2 separate regions of the Homo sapiens genome follow, and region 1 is linked to region 2. Evidence: read pairs that join two places in POLR2A ChIA-PET (ENCODE). Cell type or tissue: PC-3. All regions are shown on one strand. Links, peaks and the distances in the headings refer to the core of each region. The heading gives the core; the rest is flanking DNA. Region 1 overlaps LOC105369851 (a long non-coding RNA gene). Region 2 overlaps ZDHHC17 (zDHHC palmitoyltransferase 17).

Region 1 (8,337 bases), core at 79-8,078, 140 kb after region 2:
TTCACCACAATGAAGAACTTCCTAACAATTAAAAATCCTCAAAAATAATAGGCCACTTAGTAAAGTAAGTTTTTCATTACTAAAGTATTCAAAAGAAGTAAATATGATTGAATTAGGATTATTGCATCAGGAAGGAAATTGGGACTCCATTTATATACATTATAATGTGAACAAAGCTTTCTAGAGATGGACAAAGCTGCAGTCCTGCTAACATTCACCAGGCATGGAGCAAGGTGCTTTACATTCCTTGACTCATTCAACTCTAACAGTCAGCATAGGAGGTAGGCATATTCTTCTGAATGTCAGCTCAGGATTATTATTATTTTTTAACTTGAAAAAGAAAAACATCTAAGAGGTAAAATTCAAATGAAGGTGTTTCAGGCCCCAAAGTTTAGATATTTTCATCTGTAAAATGGAGTTAATAATATTTACTTATAAGTACTTACAAGGCAAGTACTTATAAGTAAGTATTTATAAAGTGGTTTTTAGAACTTCAAAAGATAATATATGTCAAGTATATATGTAAAGTTATGAAGGATAGTGATATTCTAAGCATTTTACATGAATTAACTAATTTCATCCTCACAACGTTTGAGTTAAGTAATAGTATTACTTAACTATTACTTAACACAATAATCTTTGTGTATGCAAGATTTCTGTCCCCACCAGGTATGGTGGCTTGCACCTGTAATCTGTAATCCCAGCTACTTGGGAGGCTGAAGCAGGAGGATCCTTTGAGGCCAGAAGTTCAAGACCAGCCTGGGCAACATAGTGAGACTCCATCTCTTAAAAAAAGTTAAAAATAAAAGTAAAAGATTTCTCTCCCTAACAAGACAGTGACTGCTCAGAGGTAATAATGGAACTGCCTTTATTACTAGCACTAAATGAAACTGCCTTTATTACTAAAACAAATTGCTAGTACCAGGTCTGGGCACAGCATAACACAGTTGTTACCAGCATGAGCTCTGGAGTCAGACCATCTGGGTTCAAATCCAGTTTGCAGTTGTGTAGCCTTGGGCAAGCTATTCAACCTCTTAGTGTCTCTGTTTTCCCATCTGTTAAATGAGGATGAGTAAAATAATAAAATAAAAGAACAAGACTTGACAGTATCTATCCCTGTCAGTTTGACTCAGAGCTAACTTGTTCTGCTTCTGCTGTCTTTTAAAAAAAATTCATATTATTATGTTTAATCTCTAAAGACTTTTCTTTCATGGTTGGTCGCTGACAATGTACTCCAAGGAAGCAACCAGAACCACCCACTCTCAGGGAAGCATTTTCAACTGCTGCTTTGAGTATTGCTAAAGTTTCTCTGTCCTACAGTATACTCTAAGATAGCAATTCACAAGCTGAGATTTATGACTTGCTAAGTTCAAAGATACAAACAAAATATTTATTTTTGACATTTCTCTTGAGAAGTCACCTGAATCACTCACATCTTTCTCTTGGTATTTAAAAGGGGTAGTTTTCAGTAATCATATTGTTAAGGGATCCTTGGGGTGTTGCTTCACCAGCCAGAAACCTCTATGGCTGGTGGCACCTTTGCCTGAGTTTTGCTCTGGCCCACTGGACTCATTCTGCCCACTTGGCCTAGCAGGCTGCACTAGGCTCATGCTGCTGGTCTGGATCCCATGCATGCCAAGGCCAAGCCAGGCATGGAGCAGCAAAGGGTGTGTGAGCGAGTGTGGGGTCTGACCACTGCACATGACCAGTCATGCTGGCTGCGTTGGGGCGAGCAGCTCCAGGTGCTAGCATGGGTGTAGGCTCCCTGCCAGGCTGCAGCTAGAACAGGTGTACCATAAGCAGCTTCCACAGCTCACATTGGGGAATGTGGTGGTGCCTAAAAGCTTGGAGACACCAGGAACTGCAGAGCCCTAAAGAGGGTGTCATAGCCCTGGCTTGGGGATTTCCTAGGTCTGGGCTCCCTGAAGGGTTGCAGCTCTTCTCTCCTCTCTTCTGGTTGCCCTCAATGTGGTGAGTAAGGGGTGTGTTTCAGCCCTGTTTGTGTTACAGCTCTTTTAGCCCCACCATTCAGGGGGTCCCAAGTTCTTGTCCTGTGTCCAGGAAGAATGAGGTACACAGACAAGTGGAGGGTGAGCAAGATGAAGAGGAGCTTTATTGAGCAATAGAGCAGCTCGGAGGAGACCCAAAGTGGGCAGCCCCTCTCCATAGCCAGGGTGTCCCAGTGAGTGTTCAGCTCTTAGCAGAGAGGGTAGCTCCTCTCTGCAGGCAGGGCATCTTGACAAGTGTTCAGCTCTCAGCAGAGGGGGTAGCTTCTCTCTGCAGCTGGTGGTCCTGTCATCCCTCTAGTCTGGCTCAGTCCAGAGCTTTTATGGGCCTCAGAGAGAGGAAGTGCACACTGATTGGTCCATGAGCAACCACGGGCAGGCCCGGAAAAGGCATCACAAGTTTCCACTCTGGTCCATGGGACCAGCAGCTCATCCCCCAGGCACAGGCCCTCCCCAGCTTGAAGGTGGGGCTTCACCAGGGACCCGCCCCCTTCTGCCCAGGAGCCTGTCTGCCTCTTGCCGCCATTCATGATGCCCAGGCTGTTTGTGCAAAGGGGCACCTGCAGGCCAGCGCAGAGCTGCCCTCAGCACCCCCCCAGCCTCTCTCCTGTGATCACTGGCACCCAAAGTCCAGAGGGGCCCAAAGCGGCAGGGGGCTGGCATGTCAGCACTGCCCTGAGCATGTGCACACCCGGCCAGATTGCAACAGTGCCCAGGCTCAGCCTCAACTTTGCTCCATGACCGGATTGGGTGCTGAGAGCAGAGAGAAGACAAGCAGTGGGAGCAGGCACTTCCAAGCCTGCAGGGGATTGGGGGACCTTCCCGGAGCCCTGAGAGTGCAGAGATGCCTGGGTCCACAGCCAGGGCTTGAGCAGCTGCAGCTGCAGCTGCACCTGGGAGGGCAGGACTCCTGCCTGCTCCTGGCTCTCAAGAGCACAGGGGTGCCTGGGTTGCAGCTGCAGCTTGGGCAGCTGCAGTTGTGCCTGGGAAACTCCCACCCTGCCAGTAGACTAAATCACTGGGGGTGCGAGGAAATTTGGACCTCAGTAGCCAGGTTCAAATTGTTCACTGTTTCTGAAAAGTGGAATTCACCTGTGAGCAATATTCTCCTTAGAAACTCTCCTTTTAGAACTCTCCTTTTAGGAAAATCCATTTATTTATTTATTTATTTATAAAACAGCCAGAAATTATTCAGGTAAATTTTGTAAGTCAAGTGCTTACTCCCTTTTACTTAAGCTGCCAGTGGCTGTTTTGCTAAAGCATTGTTTCATCAATAAACTCTGGGCTTTACTTAATAACTCTGTCAGTGGTGCAGAAGTCCAGAAGTTTTATAGGACTTGGTAGGAATTATTATAGTAAAAAGCATTTTATAGCAATTTCCTCTCTTATTTAAAAGTAATATAGACCATGAATACTGGATTCTGCTAGAAGAAAAAGGGGAAATCTTAGGTTGGTTGGTTTTATGTTCACTGTATCATTTTTACTTCTCTTACAAATCTTTAGATAAACAGAATTAAGAAGAAAACCTTTTCTGTAAGCCAGAGAAATATTTTAGTATTTGTTCTGGTATATTTTATTTCCTCCTTTATTTATTTATTCATTTATTTATTTATTTATTTAGAGATGGAGTCTCGCTCTGTTGCCCAGGCTGGAGTGCAGAGGCACCATCTCAGATCACTGCAACCTCTGACTCCCAGGTTCAAGCAATTCTCCTGCCTCAGCCTCCCAATTAGCTGGGATTACAGGTGCCCACCACCACACCCAGCTTATTTTTTTTGTATTTTTAGTAGAGATGGGGTTTCACCATGTTGGCCAGGCTGGTCTCTAACTCCTGGCCTCAAGTGATTTGCCTGCCTCAGCCTCCAAAAGTGCTGGGATTACAGGCATGAGCCACCGTGCCCAGCTATTAATTATATTTTAGACAGGCTCTCACTCTGTCACCCAGGCTGGAGTGCAGTGGCATAATCATAGCTTACTGCAGCCTTGAACTCCTGGGCTCAAATGATCCTTCTGCTTCAGCCTCCTGAGTAGCTGGGATTACAAGTGTGAAACATTGTGCCAAGAACCTCATGTATTTTTCATCCAGTAATACAGCTTCTAAAAATCCATTCTAAGAAACCAGTTGTAGATAGAATCAAATATTTACATACCAAGTGCATTTATCACAGCTCTATAAGAAGAGCAGAATCCCTAGCAACTTATGTCTCTGAGGTGTCTCACTGCTCTGCTATAAATTTCAATGTTGACAACCACCTTGAATGGTAATTTGGAGAGCATTTTAGGCAGGGAGTCAAAAACACTGGCTCAAGTACTTGTTCTAACCCTTTATCTCCTGTCTGACTCTAGAAAATTACTTTTTTTGAGTCTGTTATTTAACATTTTATTTGCAACATAAAATACGATTTAAGATCATGGACTTTAGAGGTAGACTGCCAAGCCTCAGCTTCACTATGTACTAGCTAATGGAACTTGGGTAAATTACTATACCTCTGTGCCTCAATTTTCCCAACTATAAGATGGCGATAGTAATACTTCCTACCGTAAAAAGTTGTTTTGAGGATTAAACAAATTATCATCTGTAAGGCTGGCTTATTAGTGGTTGGCATTCAGCAATCACTATCTTGCTTTAAGTGCTAAATGAGCCTGCATAATGGGAATAATAAACCCTTTTTCACCAAACTGATGGAAGGATGACATGGGAGCATATATGTGAGAGTACTACAGAAACTACAACATACAGGCTGGGCGCGGTGGCTCACGCCTGTAGTCCCAGCATTTTGGGAGGCCGAGGCGGGTGGATCACGAGGTCAGGAGATCAAGACCATCCTGGCTAACATGGTGAAACCCTGTCTCTACCAAAAATACAAAAAATTAGCCGGGCATGGTGGCAGGCGCCTGTAGTCCCAGCTACTCGGGAGGCTGAGCAGAAGAATGGCGTGAACCCGGGAGGCGGAGCTGGCAGTGAGCGGAGATTGTGCCACTGCACTCCAGCCTGGGCGACAGAGCAGAGCGAGACTCCGTCTCAAAAAAAAAAAAAAAAAAGAAAAAAGAAAAAAAGAAACTACAACACACTATGCAAATGTCATGCCGTTATTAGAGAGGTAGTTGGAAGTATATGTCAATCATCTTACAATTCTATGGTAAAAATATTCTACCTCCTAGAAACATATGTATGAGTAGTAATTGATTTAGCAGACCAGAGAATTGAAATTTAAGTCTGCATTGGGGGAGAAAAGGTCAGAGTAAAGGAGGGCTGCATGGAAAGGACTAATAAGAAGCAAACTGTAGAATCACAGAAGAGCTCAGGTAGGGATACAATTGGGCCTAAAACAGAAGGATTGGTTAAAAATCTTGAAAAGGAGTAGGGAGATGACCCACTTCCCCATCTCTTCATCCCTCTCTACGTGGCTACCCGTTCCCTCCCCTGACAGAAAAGTGGAAATTTGTTCTCTCAAATGGTTGTATCAGAAAGGCTGTGATCTCAGGAACACTATTTTTAAAGGAATATTTAGAGAATAGTCTAAAGGTCTTCAACATTAAAAAATAAGATGGTAGAAATGAAAAATCAAAAGGAAGCTTGAATATACGGTCAAGTGTATTTCCCAGAAAGAACAAAAAGATAAACAGATGCCAGATGCAGTGACTCATGCCTGTCATCCCAGCACTTTGGGAGGCCAAGGGGGCAGATCACTTGCGGCCAGGAGTTCAAGACCAGCCTGGGCAACATAGCAAAATAAGCCAGGCATGGTGGTGCACACCTAGAGTCCCAGCTACTCAGGAGGCTGAGGCAGGAGGATTCCTTGAGCCCAGAGGTTTGAGGCTGCAGTGAACTATGATTGCACCATTACACTTCAGCCTGGGCAACAGAGTGAGACCCTGTCTTAAAAACAAACAAACAAAAAAAACCCAAAACACACAACACACACACACACACACGAACAAGACAAGAAAACAAAACACGCACACACACAAACAAGACAAACAGATGCAATATGTAAGGAAGAGCATTAGAGACGTACAAACCAATTTCCCAGAATTTAAGGACCTGAGTTTTCTGATGAAAACATTTCAGTTACAGTCCGGTCAAAAAACTAAACCAAAGAACAACATCATGAAATTTCAAAAGACAAAAGATTTTAAAAGACATATCTATGAAAACTCCTTGAAAGGAAAAATTAGTCTGGGCACAGTGGCTCACGCCTGTAATCCCAACACTTTGGGAGGCTGAGGCAGGCAGATTGCTTGAGCCCAGGGGTTTGAGACCAGCCTGGGCAACACAGGGAGACCCCATCTCTACAAATAATACAAAATTAACTAGGAATGGTGGCACATGCCTGTAGTCTCAGCTACTCGGGAGGCTGAGGTGGAAGGATTGCTTGAGCCCAGGAGGTCAAGGCTGCAGTGAGCTGAGATCTTGACACTGCACTCTAGCCTGGGGGACAGAGTGAGACCCTGTCAAAAAAAAAAAAAGAAGGAAAGTGAGAAAGAAGAAAAGAAAGAAAGACAGAGAGAAAGAAAGAAAAGGAAAGAAAGAAAGAAAGAAAAGAAAGAAAGAAAGGGAAAGAAAGAAGAGAGAGAGGGAGGGAAAAGAAAAGGAAAGAAGGAAAGAAAGAGAAAAGCAAAGCAAGGTCACAAAGTATCAGGAATCAAAATGGGATCAAAATTCCTAGTAGCAACCACTGGAAACTAGATGATAATTGATTAAAACTTCCAAATTCTAAAAGAAGATGATTTCTAAGTAAAATTCTCTGTCTGCTTAAACTCTACATAAAGTAAAAAGCTAAAGATTTTTTCAGACAAGCAAGGACTCAAATAATTTACCTTCCATATCTGCTTCTCAGAAAGCTCCTGGGAGTTATTGGGCTCCACTAAAATAAGAGAGTAAACTGAGAAAGAGGAAAATGGATATCCAGCACCAGAGGAGGCCAGGGGACATCCCATGATGGTGGCAAAGGTCAGAATCTGGGTAGCAGGTCGGACAGCAACCAGGCCAGGCTGGAGCAGGAGGCAGGAGCAACAACGCCAAGAAAAAATGGGACTGATAGATGGTCAGATGTATTTGGCCATGTCAGAGGGGTTTTATAGACAAAAGTTGATGCAGGAAGTTTAAGGTAGTATATATGTGGATCAGATATGTACTTATGGTCATAATCATGTAATTATTTAATACTAATTTAATTCAATACTGATTGTATAACTATATTTGAGGCATGCAGATTGGAAAAGCACGCATGTATGTAAGTGGAGAGTGTGGGGAGAGAAACAGACTTAAATCCTCATCTTTCTTTTTTTTTGAGATGAAGTTTTGTTCTTGTTGCCCAGGCTGGAGCTCAGTGGCACGATCTCGGCTCACTGCAACCTCTGCCTCCCGGGTTCAAGCAATTGTCCTGCCTCAGCCTCCTTAGTAGCTGGGATTACAGGCACATGCCACCATGCCCGGCTAATTTTTGTATATTTAGTAGAGATGGGGTTTCACCATGTTGACCAGGCTGGTCTTGAACTTCTGACCTCAGGTGATCCACCCACCTCGGCCTCCCAGAGTGCTGGGATTACAGGTATGAGCCACCATGCCCCACTTAAATCCTCATCTTTCATCATAGGAGATTGTTCAGAATCAATTGAGAGATGGTAATAAGAGTCAGATGGATAAAGATCAAAATATCAGCTTCAAGGTTTGGGTGTGGGAAGGTTTTGGGGGAAGTGATTCTAGGAAGTGGAGTGAGGGTATGGGAAAGAGAGACTGGAAAAGGAGAAAAGCCATTAAGAATGTGTCAGTGAGCTCAGTCCCACTGGAGACCTTCTGAGAAACAGGGTGGAACACGCCTTTGCATTGTCCCACCAGAGGACAGGGAGGCTGGTCGACTTGTTGAAGATGGCGTACGCAAACGCCTCTGCATTTCTCATTCTGCTTATACAACTAAGAGCTCCTGTCGGGCCAAAGAAAGCCCTGCTGTGGTGAAGTAAAGAGATGCTAGAGCTTAAGGTGGGAGGCTGTCAGCAGGGTGGAAGCTGTCACACCACAGCAGGTGAGCTTACAGTTAGAGGTAGGTGGGGGCCTGGGAGGGGAGCATTAATAGCTTCTGTCAAACAAATGCTGGGTTGGAGCACAGAGTGTGATCTTCCTAATATTTCAACTATGAGTTAAGCAGACTTAGCCCCTTCATCACTAACCTATTGCACAGAACAGACACTGCCTCAATATGCTCACCAAATGGGAGAGCCAAATTGAAGGCACCTTGCCTCAGGCAGGTTCATCCAAGAGAAAGAAGAGGCTGAGGCAGGCCTGCTCACTAGCCAAGTAAGTCCCTTCTTCCTGGAGGAGGGAGTGAGA
Region 2 (8,337 bases), core at 296-8,295:
CTTTTACATTTCTTTATGCCATTACACATAGTTTTTGTAAGTATTCCTTTCAACCACAGTTAGTCACTCTGCATATACCAATATATACCACTGCATATACCAATATATCAAAATGTTCTGAAACATTTCCCAGTTGCTGAACATTTTTAGGTTATTCTTACATGTCCTAACTGAACTGAGATTGTGTATTTTAGGCTTTCCTCTTCTCTGTCTTCCCCTAACATTCTCTTCACCATTAGACTTTAAGCTATGACAGGGTGGGAATCCTATCTTAATCATTTGTGTATGTCCAGTGCTTAGGACAGAGCCTAGCACAAATAATACTGGTCTCCTTAAATGAAATGAAAGAATAAATGGATGGATTCTTCCTCACTACTGAAAAATATTTTCTTTAACTCATTTAATATTTCTTCATTTTAACTGGGGTAAACTCCTAGAGACGGATTCTTAAAGAGTATGAATATTTTTATGGTTCTTGACATGGTATCTAAATTGTTTTGCAAAAGAATTATAATCCAAACAGCAATACATGATTAACTATTTCTCCATAAACTCACTGGCACTGGGTGTTATTTTTAAATTCTCCACTATTTAAAGAGTAAGAAAGACTTGCTGGGCACGGTGGCTCATGCCTATAATCCCAGCACTTTGGGAGGCCAAGGCAGGCGGATCACCTGAGGTCGGGAGCTTGAGACCAGCCTGACCAACATGGAGAAAACCCCGTCTCTACTAAAAATACAAAATTAGCTGGGCGTGGTGGTGCATGTCTGTAATCCCAGCCACTCGACAGGCTGAGGCAGGAGAATCGCTTGAACCCGGGAGGCAGAGGTTGCAGTGAACAGAGATCATGCCACTGCACTCCAGCCTGGACAACAAGAGCGAAACTCTGCTCAAAAAAAAAAAAAAAAAAAAAAAAAATTGCGATTCCAACTTAAATATATTTTCCTATCCTAGTTCATCTTTTGGGAATTACCTGTTCATATCTTTTGGTCATTTTATTGTACTTGACTCCTGAAATCTGCTTAATATATTTGTATTACACTTTTATATATAGATTAATCTTTTTCATACTGATCTAAAGACTTCCATGTTTAGAACTGTTCATTTATGCTTTCAATATAATTCAGAGATTATACCCTTTATAGTCACATGTATTAATCTTTTCCTTGTGCTTTTTTGGTTTTCATTTTTATATTTCAATACTGCTACAATTATTAGTGCTATTCATGAAATATTTTCAGTTCTCTTCTCAGGTACAAAGTTGAACTGTACACCCTTGGCCCTTTGAAAGATAAGTGTGTCCAAGTGATTGACCATGTGATCTTAACCAATGGAATATGAATAAAAAGGATCTGTTGCTTTCAGAGAACAAGTTTAAGAGCCAACATGCAATTCCCCAGTCTCTCTTTCCATCTGCCAAGGAGACTGGCAATCTTCTAGAGAGTAGAGATAATCACTGGATAGAAAACCTACTATCCCACCCACAATGTATGTGTAGCATAACTACTAACATTTTTTTAAGGGACAGGGTCTCACTATGTTGCCCAGGCTAGAGTACAGTGGCTATGCACAGACGTGATCATCACCACTACAGCCTGGAACTCCTGGGCTCAAGCAATCCTCCTGTCTCAGCCTCCTGAGTAGTTGGTAGTACAGGTGCACACAACCACACTCAGCTAAGCCACTGAAATTTAGGGTTGTTACTGCAGCAAAACATAGCTTATCCGGACTAATATGATTCTGAGAGTTGTTTAGTTTGGTAAGTAGTGTGTAAATGGATCTATATAAATCATTTTCATTGTATTTTGGAGCTGGTTATAACTAGTATATGGTTTTACTACTAATGTTCACAGATTTATCTTATATCCAGCCACAATGTTAAAATATCATCTCTGATTTTAGATACCTTTGAATACTGTAAGAATACCATCAACTCTCCTGCGCGCGCACACACACACAAGAGACAGAGAGAGAGAGAGAGAGAGAGAGGGAGAGACAGAGTGTGTGTTTTCACTCTATGGCCGATGGCATTGGCAAAAACATCAAATGCAATATTGGAAAAGTAAAATGAGAATACTTCCTTATTTCCTATTATTTTTCCTCCATTTTTTAATAGTCAATGTATTTAGTGTTTCTTCATCATAAAGCTGTTCAATCATCCTTATTCAAATATATTCCAGGGAATGCATAACACTGTATATGGATAAAAATGCCCACTTGATTGGGCATAAAAATGCCAACAGGCTGTTACATTATAGAATATGGCCAATTTAATATTTCATTGGAGATTCTCGATTTCATCCTGTAAAGATTATGACCAGTATTATTTTTATGTATCTCCTAGTTGATGATAATATTATGAAAGTGACCTTCACTCTTCCCCTTGACCTCCCTTCTCTACCACAGGCCAACTGTTCTTATCAGCAGCCCACACTCAAGTCGTGGTGACATTTCCATTAGGGCCCAAAAAACTAGGGCAGACATAAAACGACTCTGGAAAATTTCAAGGAAGAAGTACCTTCAAGTATTTTAAGTTGTTTTATTTTGGTTTTTTAAATGTTTGCATCAAGTGCACATGTAAATTATCTAAATGTAATTACCAAAATGTAATTTGAATGGCAAAGATACGTAACTGAAAATCCTAAGAAGTATTGTAAACTATCTCTTAGGAGAAGTGCAAAAACCCCATCTTCGACTGAGAATAAGTAAAGACATTTAGGCATCTAGTTCAGCAGGCAACGGAGATCAATCAGGGAGTTTTGAGGAAGGAAGTAACAGAATTAGATATGCAATTTTAGAAGATCATCTAAAGATTTTTTTTTCCTTTCCACCATCCCCAAAATTTATACTTCCACCTTTCCTGTGCTATTTACTAGAAGGCATTTCTAACTATCAAAATGTCCAAGCTAGAAAAATTCAGCTGGGTGCAGTGGTGCATACCTATAATCCCCACAACTCATGAGGCTGATGGGGAAGGACCACATGCGGCCAGGAGTTTGAGACCAGCCTGAGGAACATAGTGAGACTGTCTCTAAAAATAAAAATTAAAAAGGCCAGGCACAGTGACTCATGCCTGTAATCCCAGCACTTTGGGAGGCCGAGGCGGGTGGACTGCTTGAGTTCAGGAGTTCAAGACCAGTGTGACCAACATGGTAAAACCCCATCTCTACTAAAATACAAAAATTAGCCAGGCATGGTGGCAGGTGCCTGCCATCCCAGCTACTCAGGGGGCTGAGGCAGGAGATTCACTTCAACCCAGATCGTGCCACTGCACTACAGCCTGGACGACAGAGCAAGACTCTGTCTCAAAAATAAATAAAAATAAAAATAAAAAAAATTAGCCAGGCTTAATGGCACACACCTGTAATCCCAGCAACTCAGGAGGTTGTGGTGGGAGGATCACTTGAGCCTACAGTAAACTGTGATCACACCACTGCACTCCTGGGCAACAGAGCAAGATCCCATCTCTTTAAAAAAAAAAAAAGAAAGAAAGAAAAGAAAGAAAAAGAAAACTAATTCCCCCTTGATTCTTTATCCCACAGCTTCAAATATTCACCAAGTCGCAATGCTTCTTTTCTCAAAATAAATCCGTCCCTTCCTCTGTATTAATATTATCACAAATGGTCTACCCATATTACTGTCCCTATCACTCCCTTACTTAAAATCCTTAAAATCATACATATAAGGGTAAAGAGAGGACATTTCGGCAATCATACAAAATCCTTCATGAAGTGGTCCCAGTTTGCTTTTTCCAGCTTTAGTATCCACCATTCCCTTCTACACATCCTACACATTTACGTACACCAGCCATTCCAAGAAGTCATGTACTTTTAAAAACCTCAGTATCTTTGTGCTCATGTTAGCTATTCTACTTAGAAGACACATCCCATCTCAGGCTCAGGCAAACCTTTAGAAATCACAATTCAATTCACAATTCAAGAGTCACCATAGCCTTCCCTGTCCCAGGCAATTAAATGACCTATTATGTGTGCCCATGCTATGCAAATAAATTATTACAGATGACTAAGGATGGTGAACAATAATTTTTTCAAGTTTACGATGGGTTTATCAGGACATAACCACCATCATAAGTAGAAAAGTATCTGGACTCACAATGGTTCAACTTATAATTTTTAACTTTATGATGGATTTAACAGACTATTAAATGCATTTCTGACTAATGAGTTTACTGGGATGTGGTCCCATCGTAAGGTGACGAGTATGAGGGGACTTCAAAAAGTTTGCAAAAAAAATGGAATCAAAAGATTAAAAATATAAACTTCACTTCTCAACATAAGCCCCATCAAGTTCAAGACACTTTTGTAAATGATGATATCATCTAGTCCAACCCTAAAAAACTGAAGGTCCTGGCAATTTAACCAAGTTAATGCAATATTTTTCATATTATTACCTGAAAAAAATGGGTGCCCTTTAAAGATGTTTTAAGATTAGGGAACAAAAAGAAGTTAGAAGGAGCCAATTCAGAACTGTAAGGTGGAAGTCTAATGATTTCCCATTGAAACTCACAAAACTGTCCTTGTTTGATGAGAGAAATTAGCAGGAGCATTGTCATAGTAGAGAAGGACTCTCTGTTAAAGCTTTCCCAGGCATTTTTCTCTGCTAAAGCTTTGGCTAGCCTTCTCATAATAAGCAGATGTTGTCATTCTTTGGCATTCCAGAAAGTCAACGAGCAAAATGCCTTAAGCATCCAAAATTCTGTTACCACAACCTTTACTCCTGAATTTTTGCTTTTGCTTTGAGTAGACCACTGGTAGCCATTGCTTTGACTGTGCTTTGTCTTCAGGATCGTACTAGTAAAGACATGTTCATCTCCTGTTACAATTCTTCAAATAAATGCTTCAGGATCTTGATTAAAAACTCTGCTCCTGTCTGCAGCCAATATGTATGCAAGGGTTTTGGCACCCATCTCGTGGAAAGTTGGCTCAACTTTAATTTTTCAGTCAGAATTGTATAAGCTGAACCAATTGAGATGTCTATGGTGTTCGTTACTGTTTCTGCTGTTAATCTTCCACCCTGTTCAATTAGGGCATGAATAAGATGAATTTTTTCCTCACAAATTGATGTCGATGGTCTTCTGCCACCAGCTTCACCTTCAACATCATCTTATCCTTTCTTAAAACAAGTTATCCATTTATATACTGCTGATTTCTTTGGGGCATTGTCTCCATAAACTTTTCACAAAGCATCAATGATTTCACCATCTTCTACCCGAGCTTCACCATAAATTTGATGTTTGTTCTTGTTTCAATTTTAGTAGAATTCATGTTGCTCTGATAGGGGCTCTTTTCAAACTGATGTCTTATCCTCCTTAATGCCTCAAACTAGATATGGTTTAGACATGTTACAACTAGTTAAAAGTTTATTTTGGTGCAAAAAAATTTTTGAAATCCCTGTATAGTTTTTTCATAATACCCATTTTCCATGAACTTTTTGAAATCTGTATATGTTGTGTGGTGGTATATGTGCTAGTTTAGTTTAGTACTGTTGCTCTAATAAATCGCCACAAATTTAGTGGTTTAAAACAACACAAATTCATTATCTTATAGTTCTAGAGGTCAGAAGTCGAAAATCATCACTGGACTAAAGTCAAAATGTCAGTAGGGCCACACACTCTGCTCCCTCCAGAGGCTCTAGGGGAGAATCTGTTCCTTGCCTCTTCTAGCCCTCTGGCATAATCAAGGCAAACATTTTCAAATCTCTCTCCACTGTTTTTACATTGCCTTCTCCTCTGTGTATATGTTCAAATCTCCCTCCACCTCCCTCTTATATGGATATATGTGATTACATTTAGGGCTCAGCTAACCAAAATAATCCCTCCATCTCAAGATACTTAATTATTTCTGTAAAAACTCTTTTTCCTGATAAGGTAACATTTATAGGTTCCAGAGATTAGGACCTGATATCTTTGGGAAACCATTATTGTGCCTATTAAAGGATGAAAATAAAAGTGGAGAAGTGAGAAGAGATAAAATCTGTATTCCATGGTGATACGGTTTGGCTCTGTGTCCCCATCCAAATCTCATCTTGAACTGTATTCCCCAGGTGTTGTGCGAAGCACCTGATGGGAGGTGATTGATCATGGGGGCGGTTTCCACCATGTTGTTCTCATGATAGTGAGTTCATAAATAGACAGTTATGAGATCTGATGGTTTCATAAGCGTTTGATAGTTCCTCCTTCACGTACCCCTCTCCTCTTTCCTGCCACCATGTAAGACGTGTCTGCTTCCCCTTCCACTGTGATTGCAAGTTTCCTGAGGCCTCCCCAGCCATGTGGCACTGTGAGTCAATTAAATCTCTTTCCTTTATAAATTACCCAGTCTCGGGTATTTCTTTATAGCAGTGTGAAAACAGACTAATACACATGACTGGAGTTTTGTAGTTTTCTCTTAGCTATCAAATACCCTCAATCATGGGAGAAACCTAACCTTGGGCTCTCTCTTGCAGGACATTTTGAGAGATCTGAAATTCACCCTGTGGGGACTAACTTTCTACTTGACCAAACTTTAGTCAGCCTCCTCTGAGCCCTCTTCTCAACTAGGCCTCAACGTCAACCCTTGCCATTTGGGGGCCTGCATATCCCAATTTTTGCAAGAATTCTGCTAAGTCAATCAGACCTAAGTCAGGCAGGCCAAGGTCATCAGATACTAAAGGTGGGGAATTCTGTTAAGTTGTTTTAGCAAGAATCCCCCGCCCCTGATGTCTTCTCTTGGTAATTTTCCATCTGCTGACTACCCCTCATTCTGCTTGCTGACTATAAATCCCCACCTGTCCTTGCTGTATTTGGAATTGAGCCCAGTTCTACACTGAGGTATTTTTTCCACTATTGCAAAGTTCCTGAATAAAATCTGTTGTTTATCACTTCAGTCACTGTCCACTTCTGGCTTTCTCTGACAAGACTTCCCTCTGTAATATTCTCTGGTACAAACGAGACATTCTCCAGCACAATTCTTAAAACTCTTGCTCAGCTCCTACTCCAGTGGAACATATCTGAGGTTGTGTCTGCTGAGCAGGCAACTTTCTTTAAGTTTCTTTCAAGATGTCACTAGACTGAACAGCATCTAAAGTGTTTGCCTGGCCCAAAGGAAATGCTCTTGACTCAATATCACTGGACACATAGTGAAAGCCCTCTCTTCCAGCTTTTCCACTGCAAAGCTATTTTATATATCTGTTACATTTATTCTTCTCCAGGAATGCAGCAGCAGGCCTCAGTCTCTGGGCCTTCCATAACTCCAGGAGACCCAAATCATACTTTTCCCAAGAATTCTCTAACACTTTACTCAGGTAACATTCCAGGGAGGGAGGCCTAACTATTTTCTGCAACCCAGCAGGCATCCAGCTAAAGGACCATCTTCCTTCCTGAAAAGTCCCCCAATCTCTCAGAGAAATTGTTTTTCACCCACAGAGAAGATAATGTAAAGACTATAGCACTCCATTTTGAGCTGATAACTCTTCAAAGAATCCTTCCTCAAATTAAATTCTTTTTTTATCTTGTATAGGCTGGAGGTGCTAAAGTTCCAGAACAAATCATGGCCACTTGCCAAAAAATTCAACACCATCTCTTTATAATGCAGCTTTATCAGCTTTATCAGCTACTATCCTTAGCTTTAGGCTCCAGGAAAAACGCTAAGGTGACAAGAAAAAACCCACTTAACACTCAGTTATATACAAATACATCATACAGTACTTACCCTATCACACCTAGAATTTTTCAGTTAACATTATGTTTTTGAGATTTATCTGTGCTGATACATGTAGCTCTACTTTATTCAATGTAATTGCTAAATGGTATTACATTACATGAATAAGCCAGATATATTCTCCTACTGTCTTAGTCCATTTTGTGTTGCTATAACAGAACACTAGTGACTGGGTAATTTATAAAGAAAATAAAGTATTTCTTACAGTTCTGAAGGCTGAGTAGTCCAAGGTGAAGGGGCCCACATCTGGCAAGGCCATTCTTGCTGCATCATCCCATGGTAGAAGGTGCAAGGGCAAGACAGCATGAGACAGCAAACGAGAGGACTAAACTTACTTTTAGAACCACCCACTCTCGAGTAACAAACTCACTCTCTTGATAAGGACATTAATCCATTCATGAAGGCAGAGCCCTCTTAGCCTAATCACCTCTCAGCAGTCCCACCTCTTAATACCATCACAATGACAATTAACTTTCAACATAAGTTTTAGAGGAGACATTCAAAACAAAGCACCTATTAAAATACAAGTCGCTTAACACTTTTTGCTACTACAAACCATACTGCAATGAACAATCTTATATGGGTCTCATCTGTAAAAGTTTCTCTAGGGTAAGTACGT

The links. ChIA-PET counts read pairs that join two places held together with the same protein. Peaks named below come from ENCODE experiments on the same cell type or tissue, not always from the same donor. Only the 100,000 strongest peaks of a DNase experiment are listed, where the experiment ranks them.
Region 1: POLR2A ChIA-PET joins it to region 2 with 41 read pairs; 4 of 35 experiments call an interaction of 5 or more read pairs at or near these places.

What each region holds. Positions count from the first base shown.
Region 1 is chr12:76,639,482-76,647,818 of GRCh38, reverse strand. All of the region lies in intron 1 of LOC105369851 (a long non-coding RNA gene), which reads left to right. Among named protein-coding and RNA genes, the nearest start is that of OSBPL8, 84 kb to the right of the region's middle. In PC-3, for the core only: no CTCF peak of the experiment used is centred there; no DNase peak of the experiment used is centred there.
Region 2 is chr12:76,781,270-76,789,606 of GRCh38, reverse strand. The region is part of intron 1 of ZDHHC17 (zDHHC palmitoyltransferase 17); the gene reads right to left. Among named protein-coding and RNA genes, the nearest start is that of ZDHHC17, 21 kb to the right of the region's middle. In PC-3, for the core only: no CTCF peak of the experiment used is centred there; no DNase peak of the experiment used is centred there; H3K27ac peaks cover 1,584 bases.